Regions from separate parts of the Homo sapiens genome. Here region 1 is linked to region 2. A link is an interaction called in ENCODE POLR2A ChIA-PET data of the cell type or tissue named here. Cell type or tissue: B cell. All regions are shown on one strand.

The links. Peaks named below come from ENCODE experiments on the same cell type or tissue, not always from the same donor. Only the 100,000 strongest peaks of a DNase experiment are listed, where the experiment ranks them.
Region 1: POLR2A ChIA-PET joins it to region 2 with 6 read pairs; 3 of 35 experiments call an interaction of 5 or more read pairs at or near these places.

The regions. Positions count from the first base shown.
Region 1 is chr6:87,491,898-87,496,897 of GRCh38, forward strand. The region is part of intron 2 of SLC35A1 (solute carrier family 35 member A1); the gene reads left to right. Among named protein-coding and RNA genes, the nearest start is that of SLC35A1, 21 kb to the left of the region's middle. In B cell, no CTCF peak of the experiment used is centred here; a DNase peak (open chromatin) is centred at 3,104.
Region 2 is chr6:87,549,040-87,554,039 of GRCh38, forward strand. All of the region lies in intron 5 of RARS2 (arginyl-tRNA synthetase 2, mitochondrial), which reads right to left. Among named protein-coding and RNA genes, the nearest start is that of RARS2, 38 kb to the right of the region's middle. In B cell, no CTCF peak of the experiment used is centred here; no DNase peak of the experiment used is centred here.

The DNA of each region.
Region 1 (5,000 bases), 57 kb before region 2:
CAAATACTAATCACATTTGTGGATTAGGGCTTCAACATATGAATTTTAAGGGGTAACACATTTAGCCCATAGCACATTACACATACAACAAAACATTTTTGTTTTATGACATTCTTCTATTTGTGTGAACATGTATAGAATTTTTTTCTGATTTGTTTTAGAGTAAGATTTAGACAAGATGCTTCTTTGTCCCTAACGTTCTTCAGTGCATGTTTCCTAAAAACAAGGACATTCTCTTATATATAATCAATAAAATTATCGAAATTGAGACATCAGTACTGATATAGTACTATTACCTAATTCACGGACCTTATATAAATTTTTCCAATTGCCCTCCAATGTCCTTTATAGCAAAATAGTTATTTTTCTTGGACTTCAGTCCTGTCCAGGATTACAGTTTGCTTTTAATTGTCATGTCTCTAGTTTCTTTTAATCTAGAGAGTTCCTCCATCTTTTTTTTTCATGTCATTGATATTAACACAGGCCATTTAATTTGTAGAATCTCTCAAATTATGTTTATTGAGTTTTATGATTAAATTTAGGGTTTTTTTGGGTCAGGGATATCATAGAAATGATGCGTCCCTTTTAGTGCAGTATATAAAGATGTACGTGGTATCTATTTGTTCCATTACTGGTAATTTATCTTGATTTTTTTTTTTTTTTTTTTGAGTTGGAGTTTCACTCTTGTTGCCCAGGCTGGAGTGCAATGGCATGATCTCAGCTGACTGCAACCTCCGCCTCCTGGGTTCAAGCAATTCTCCTGCCTCAGCCTCCCAAGTAGGATTGGGATTACAGGGATGCACCACCACACCCGGCTAATTTTTGTATTTTTAGTAGAGATGGGGTTTCACCATGTTTGCTAGGCTTGTCTTGAACTCCTGACCTCAGGCGATGCACCCAGCTTGGCCTCCCAAAGTGCTGAGATTACAGGTGCGAGCCACCACACCTGGCCTAATCCTGGTTTCTTGATTAAGGTAGTGCCTGCTAGGTTTCTCCACATAAAGTTACCAGTTTTCTCTTTGTTATTAACAAGTGTCTTTTGGAGAGATACTTTGAGACGAGATAAATATTCTCTTTCTCATCACACTTTCACCTACTGGTTTTGTGGTCTGATACTGTTGTCAAATGATAACTTCCTGATACTTCATCATTACCTATACATTTATTGGCATTCTACTCTAGAAATTTCCCTTCTTCCCCCCTTTCTCTCCCTCTTTGTATTTATGTGAACATGGACTCAAGGATTATTTTATTGTGCAGGTTAGAATCCATTATTATCATTATTTTGATGCTCAAAATGTCCCAGATTTGCACAGTGGGATTAAACAGTTTCTTTTTAGCATATCTTGTTACAGGCTTTTCTTGTACTTTCCCTGCCCCAACCCTGAAATCATACATTTCTTCAAGGATCCTTTATTCCTTTTTTTTCCAGAATGGTATTTGGAAACCAGAATCTAGGCATTTGGTATACACATTGATACTGGAGTATCATTACTTTAGACCCTTTTAGCAGAGCTATGAAATATATATGCATGTGTATGCATAGACACCTATCTAAATCTAGTTGTGTGTGTGTGTGTGTGTGTATAACAAAGAGTTCTACATTGATTGATACCACAATTTTGATCTAACATCACTGTGTTCATTCTAAACTTCTCCTTACCCATGTTTGTTCCCTTATCTAATGGTGAGGATTCTAGCTCCCATTATGCTCAAGATGTTTACTTATTTGCTCAATCCTAGAATAGATAAGGAGTAGTTTCAGAATTTCTAATATTTACCTGAGAAAAAAACAAACTACTAACTGAAGTATGTATTTGTATGTAGTTCTCTTTGTTTTAGTTTTACAGCATACAGTAAAATACTGTGTTTTAGAATATTTGAGTTCTCTTTTTCTCCAAGTATAATTTTGTAGACAGTTGTTTTTGGCTTCTGTTTGTATTTAACTTGAGATTCCCCCATCCTTGTTGATTATACTTACAACACCCTGGAAGTTTTGGCATGTGAAATTATACTTATTTCAATAAGAAGTTAGAACTGGAAAAGAAAAAGGGAGTGTGGGAAGGAATTAATGGATGGCTACTTTGATAGATAAGGTTGACGTGGTCAAAGTAGTAAATGTTATGTGCAAGAGATTGCTGGGCCTTGTGTGTGATGTACACTGTACCCCACTTTCCTTTTTTTTTTTTTAACACAAGTATTTTACCTTAGAGGTGGTTTTATGTCAGTACATAGAAATCTATCTCATTCTTTTTAAAAGCTGCATGGTATTCCATTATGTATAGATACCATATATACCAGTCTGTACTGATGGGCATTTGGGTTGTCTCCAGTCTTCTACTCCAACACAAAGATGTAATAATTATCTTTGTACATACACTGTTGTGCATATGAATTATTATATCAGATAACTTTTAAATTAAAAGAGAAATTAGTAAATTCTGTTTTGAGGGAGGGGCAGATTAGCAGTTGGATATTGCGAAAGCTGTACATGTAAATAAGGTGATTTTTTTTAAATATTTGAATTTTTTTTTTTTTTTTTTGAGACAGAGTCTCGCTCTGTTGCCCAGGCTGGAGTGCAGTGGTGTGATCTCAGCTCATTGCAAGCTCCGCCTCCTGGGTTCATGCCATTCTTCTGCCTCAGCCTCGCGAGGAGCTGGGACTACAGGTGCCTGCCACCACGCCTGGCTATTTTTTTTTGTATTTTTTAGTAGAGACGGGGTTTCACTGTGTTAGCCAGAATGGCCTCGATCTCCTGACCTCATGATCCGCCTGCCTCAGCCTCCCAAAGTGCTGGGATTACAGGCATGGGCCACTGCACCCGGCCAAATATTTGAATTTTAAGTTATCAATTTCTAAGCTATAATTTGGTTGAAAGATAAACAATACAACATTTAAAAGTACTTTTTCATAAAATTAATTACTGCTGCAATTCACGGGAAAATTGTTATAATGCTTTACTAGACTCTATCACAGCTGTTAACACTAACAGTTTAGATTTAAACCTGTCATTGTTAGTATAAAGAAAAGGAAGTGAAAACACTTTCATATTGCCTTGGAACAAAGGAACAAAGTCAACTTTTTTTTTTTGAGACAGGGTATCACTCTGTCACCCAGGCTGGAGTGCAGTAGCGTGATCTTGACTTGCTGCAACCATCGCTTCCTGGGCTCAAGCAATCCTTCTGCCTCAGCCTCCCCAGTAGCTGGGATTATAGGTGCGTAGCACCACACCCAGCTAATTTTGTAGACATGGGGTTTCGCCATGTTGTCCAGGCTGGTCTCAAATTCCTGGACTCAAGCAATCCGTCTGCCATGGCCTCCCAGCATGCTGGGATTATAGGTGTGAGCCGCTGCGCCAGCTCAAACAACTTTTTATTGTTTGCTATTCACCATAGTTTATAAAGACTATCCCTAGCAGGATGTGTAAATGTTAATGTACATACACTTTGGGTGTGTTTAGTAACAAACCAAATATATCTTAACTTTGAACTACATACCCATATTAAGACCAGAGAAAATTATTCTACTGTTTCATAGTATTATCTAGAGAAATTAATGTATCTGTCAAATACTTATAGATTATCCAGCTTTGTTTATTTCTCCTTCTGGGTTTACATTTTCAGTACCCTTTTGTACCCATGCTATAATGGGTTCAGGGTGTTGGGGAGGAAGTAAAAATCATGTCCCTCATATGAAGGGTATTTTTGTCCTCAAATTGACCTCATTATTGGTTTTTTAACCTAGCCCCTCAAAGTCTTTTTTTTTTTTTCTTTTTTGAGACAGAGTCTAGCTCTGTCGCCCAGGCTGGAGTGCAGTGGTGCGATCTTGGCTCACTGCAAGCTGTGCCTCCCGGGTTCATGCCATCCTCCTGCCTCAGCCTCCCGAGTAGCTGGGACTACAGGTGCATGCCACCACGCCCGGCTAATTTTTTGTATTTTTAGTAGAGACAGGGTTTCACCGTGTAAATCAGGATGGTCTCGATCTCCTGACCTTGTGATCCGCCCACCTCAACCTCCCAGAGTGCTGGGATTAGAGGCGTGAGCCACCGTGCCTGGCCAATCAAAGTCTTTTTAGGTGAGTTAATTATACTTAACTTTGTAGATGATAAGAAATTTATAAACAAAATTTAACTTTCTTAAGCTCATGAGTAACTTCTGCTGTGTTCCATTTTGCACAGTGACTTGGTAACCTAGCCAAGGATTTTATGCCTCCTAGTAGTTCTTGTTAGATCAGTAGCTGGAAGAATGAGGCCTACTTTTGACCAAACAGAGGTCAGAAAGAATGGTTTCAGCTGGTTGATAGGAAATTTAGTGGGAGAGGCAGCAGCAGAATCTCTCTGCAGTCAACATGGAGCTTCAGAATTTCTTCAGGTAACCAAAGGTTGCACAGGGTCTATTCCAATGATAAAAATAAAAAGAATTGTTCAAATAGAAAATTTAACAAGGAAGACTATATCTAAAAAGAAATTTAATATATGTTTTTGATTATATACGCTCTTTTGTCCTAGCTAGCAGTGTCATTTATATAATTAATAAATTTGTTTTTAACAGAGGTGCTCATTAAGGTGCTTGTGATTTGATTTCTAAGAAAGTAAGTTGAGGGCCAGGCGTGGTGGCTTACGCCTGTAATCCAGCACTTTGGGAGGCCGAGGTGGGTGGATCACTTGGTCAGGAGTTCAAGACCAGCCTGGCCAACATGATGAAAAACCCCATCTCTACTAAAAATACAAAAAATTAGCCAGGTGTGGTGGTGTGCACCTGTACTCCCACTTACTTGGGAGGCTGAAGCAGGAGAATCACTTGAACCCAGGAGGTGGAGGTTGCAGTGAGCCGAGATCACACCACTGCACTCTAGCCTGGGTGACATGGCTAGACTCCATCTCAAAAAAAAAAAAAAAGAAAAACCCACCAAAACAGAAAATATAAGTTCCGGAAAATGGAAGAAAAAGTAACCTTTTTACAATATATTACAGTATATTTAGGACTGATCATTTGTTTCTA
Region 2 (5,000 bases):
TGTCTCTACAAAAAAAATTTTTTTTAGTCAGGTGGCTGGGTGTGGTGGCTCACTCCTGTAATCCCAGCACTTTGGGAGGCCGAGGCAGATGGATCACTTGAGGCCAGGAGTTCTAGACCATCCTGGCCAACATGGTGAAACCCTGATTCTACTAAAAATACAAAAAATTAGCGAGGTGTGGTGGTGTATGCCTGTAATCCCAGCTATTTGGGAGGCTGAGGCAGGAGAATGGCTTGAACCTGGGAGGCGGAGGTTGCAGTGAGCCGAGATCACGACATTGTACTCTAGTCTGGGTGATGAGAGCAAAACTCTGTCTCAAAAAAATAAAAATAAAAAATAAAATAAATAAATAAATAAATAAATTAGTCAGGTGTGGTGGTGCATGCTTGTAGTCCTAGCTACTTAGAAGGCTAAAGTAGAACGGTAGCTTGGGCCCAGGAGCTCAAAGTTACAGTGAACTACGATGACTGCACTTCAGCCTGGGTGACAGAGTAAGATTCTGTCTGTAAAATTAAAAAAAAAAAAACATGTAAAAATATTTATGCATAAAACCTCCCAGAACAATCAGAATGTGGCTCACCACTCCAAATTCCCAATCAACACATTTATCACTCCCGTGTGTGCTCAAGAAGTTGTAATCAATCATTTAACATAGCAAATGCTTCTAGAGCACTCACTACCTGACAGGCACAGCTTCACACACTTCATGGGCATTAACTCATTTAATACTCATATGTGCTTTTATCTTTTATTTTACAGATGAGGGAACTGGGACAACGAAGAGAGATGATGAAGCAAATATGGCAATATCTTGATGACTCTTGAATATGTGTAATGAACATATGGGGGTTAATTATACTGTTCCCTGTTTTGTGCATGTTTGAAAATCTCATAAGTTTTTCAATATTTAAAAAAAGATAAATTAACTTGAACATAGCTGGTTAAAAGTGGTAAAACTAGAGTTTAAATTCTGGTCTGTCTCCAAAGTCTTGTTATACACCCTTAAGGGTACTACGATTTAAAAACTTGATCCTATGGATATGTGTGCACAATTATGAAATTATGAAACTACACACGTATTTATTTAATCATTGTTTAGAAAGAAAGTAAATGTCATCTTAAAGGCTTAAAAAAAAACCTTCCATTTCCAGCCAAAAGAAGATTGGATTTACTCTTCTGCCTTTAAATAATCAGAAAGCCAGAAAAATAGATGAAACACTGATTTTATGAATCTGGACAATAGTCAGTGAAGGACTGTGATGTCTGAGAGAAGAGCAAACAAGGGGAGTCCTAGCGCTGCACCACATTGCTGCCTTACTAGTACATTTGTTGGATGTAGCTAAAGCAGAAAAATCTACAACATGAAATGTTTATATTAGAAAAAAGGTTTTAAATCAATAATCTGAGCTTCTCCTTTAAGAAACTAGAAAAAGTAGAGCAAACTAAATCCAAAGCAAGCAGAATAAAAGAAAATAATACAGATAAAAGTAAAGCAAAAAAAATCAATAGAAATAAAAAACCCCAGAAAAACAGCTCTATATAATTGTGGAGGTAGTTACACAACTTGCATATCTTTGCCAAAACTCATCAAATTATATGTTTAAATATGGTGAAATTATATGTTTAAATAAGTATTGTATGTACTTATCCCTCAATGAAGCCGATTTAAGAAAAAAAAAAAAAAAGAATAGAATACAATGGAACAATAAAAATAATAAGCCAGCCCTGGATGCATTCATATTAAAGGAACATAAAATACATTATTTAAGAAAAAAAAAAAAAGCAAGAAGTGAAAACAATGTAAAATATGTATAGTCTGTTTACAAATGCATAGAACATCTCTAGGAGGGTGAATAAAACACTGATATTCGGATTAATAGATACCCACAGAGGAAACTGAGATGGGGAAGAGCTTTCCTTTTCATTAAATATCTCTTTGTAATCTCTGAATTTTTAAAAAACTAGGTATTTATAATGTCTGTTAAGAAAAACAAAAACAAAAACAAAAACAAAAAAAAACTTTCACAGAGCTTTCCATTTTCCCTCCGGTATTAGAAAAATTGAATCTATCCAGGTCTTCAAGTTTTGACAAAATGTCCCTTGAAATCAACAATTTGCTTCTCTCTGATACCATATTTCTACTGAGAAGGGAATACAATGAAATGGAAGATACAAATTCAATTCTTTTGGCAACTGAAGTAGCTATTATGAATTATAATTTGGGCATCTTACTGGGACTTTTGTTAAATTACTTCATGTAATTTCCTTAATTTTTGTTAAGAAGGGACAGATAACATCACTCTTGGCCGGGCATGGTCGCTCACGTCTATAATACCAGCATTTTGGGAGGCCGAGCTGGGTGGATCACTTGAAGTCAGGAGTTTGAGACCAGCCTGACCAACATGGTGAAATCCTGTCTCTATTAAAAATAGAAAAATTAGCTGGGCGTGGTGGTGCATGCCTGTAGTCCAGCTACTCTACTGGGGAGGCTGAGGCAGGAGAATTGCTTGAACCGGGGAGGCAGAGGCTGCAATGAATCATGCCACTGCACTCCAGCCTGAGCGAGACAGCAAGACTCCGTCTCAACAAAAAAAAAAAAAAAAAAAAAAAGATTACTCTTATTTTCCAGATAAGAGGCCAGAGAAATAAACTGTCCCATTCAAGATCACTGAGCCAGTTACTAACAGTCAGAACTGCTACCCTGACCTCCACAATTCTCATTTTACCAGCCAGAGGTCTCCAATCTGTTTTGCGAGAAGAGTGTCTCACACTTGGGAACAGCAGGAGTTGGGGAAAATCATGTTGAGAAAAGAAAAGAAAAGGCTACCACTGCTTCCCATGATCTTACAGAGCTGATTTGTACAAAATAGGAGAGGCTGACTAGAGAGAGATTAGAGAGGAAACAGTAATTAGCTTCAAGTCTTACACCATCTACCACGAGGAGTCCAAATCTATGATGGACAGCCATTTATCCTGTACTTTATCACACTGCTCCTAAATCAGACAAAATATATGACAACCTACACTACGTACCAGGGAGGCAGTAAAAGTTAAGTATACAGGTTTCAGAATCAAGAGTTAGCTCTGTGAACCTGGGCAAGTTACTTAATCTAGTATTATCATAATCAACTCAATTTAGGGAGAAAGTTTCTTGAGCACAGTGGTATCTCTTGTTTTCTGGGGAATGTTGCTTGGTCTGTTCAGGATACTACATATTTTAAAAATTCTCTTCTCCCACCTCTCTCATTTTCAGAAGAAATCCAAGAACAATCTTCCTGTCCCTACCTATTTTGTCTCTACTTTGAAATCACAACAGCAAGAACTATAGCACCTGGAAAACCTCTAAGGGAGAGAGAAGCAATGGTCTCACAACAATGCCACATGTGAACTGTCAGAGGCAAAGATGGCTGCTAGGAGATAGACAGGCTCTGCCTTCACCAGCATTCAGACACTCATTTAAATTCCAGCTTTCCTTAACTGCTTTAGAAAAAAGCTAAGAGAGGTAAATCCATAAGCAAATTAACTGCCATACAAAAAGCCTACAGAATACAACTCACATAGAACAGGTTATTTTTAGATATTTTTTAAAAGCATAAAAAAAAGGAGCAGTATATGGGAAACCAAAACTTAAGAGGAAAGCCAGGGAATCAATGAGTAAGGAAGACTGAAGCCACAGTATTTCTAGAGCTTAGCTGGAGTAAAAAGATGGTGAAGCTGAAAAAAAAAATGCAAAAGAAGGTAAGTAATGGTGGCAACTTTTCAAATTTTAGGAAACTTTATAATGGCATTATTTCAAGGATGAATGTACGGTAACAGGTAATATATTACCTCCCTGCTGATTTTCCTTTATTTGCCAGTTAGGTAATTGAAAGGGGTTTAAGAGTAATATGGTAATGAAGTGCCTCCCCAGTGAAGAAAGCAGTATGTCCTTTAATTTAAAGACATGAATGAAAATAATCAAAGATGACCACAAATTCTTTGCTTCTCTCACCATTAAGAGATGTACTCTATTTTTCTTCCCTTGAATCTGGGGTGATCTTGTGACTTGCTTTCATCAGCAGAAAGTGACAAAAATGATGCTGTGCCTGTTTCAAGACTAGATGATTTCACTATCTTAGAGCCTTGAGTACCTTTGTAAAGAGGTCTTGCTACCCTGCGGGAGAGACAATGTGGTGGGAGAGAGAGAGATGCCTGGCTAGAGAAGTAAAGAGCCATTTTTGATTTGTAGCCCCACTAGTCTCTAGATGACCGCAGTTACATAAGTGACCTCAGGCAAGTAGAAGAACCACTGGCCTGAAATACCCCTCTCTCCCCATTTCCTAATCCATGGTGTCATAAGTACCAAAATGGATGTTGTTTTAAAACACTAATCAGAAGCTGGCATTTTTTTTTCTTGAAGAGCCAGAGAGTAAATATTTTAATAGGCTTTTGGGCCATCTGATCTGTCGCAACTATTCAACTCAGCTCTACTGTGTTCAACTGCCATTGCAATATGAAAGCAGCCAATGTAGATGATGTAAACAAATGTGCATGGCTGTGTTCCAACAAAACTTTATTTGCAAAAACAAGCGGCAAACTGGATGTTGCCTATGGGCTTAGGTTTAACAATCCCTACACTAAGGTTTGCAGTGGTTTCTTATTCAAGTGGAGATAAAGCAGGCAAATTTCCTTAGGAGATGGCCTTAGTGTAGTTCCTCTCTAGTGTGAAGATGACTGTAGGAATCCCTCTACTCTTTGTGATGCAACAAATATTTAAACTCAACTTTAAAAATCATAATTGTGGTGTACTGGCAGTTTTAGAGTCATTCATAATATGTGTCTACTCCATAGGAGTAGAAGCTTAATCAGTAATTGGTCCTTATTACAAATTCATGAGTTTGCTCTTAGAGGGTCTGCCTTCTTTAAGAAGACAAGTGAGTGGCAGACGGTACACATGCATAAAACCCGCTCTTTCTCTGATTGTCCAGGAGCTAATCATAACTAAGTTTAAAAGCTATTAA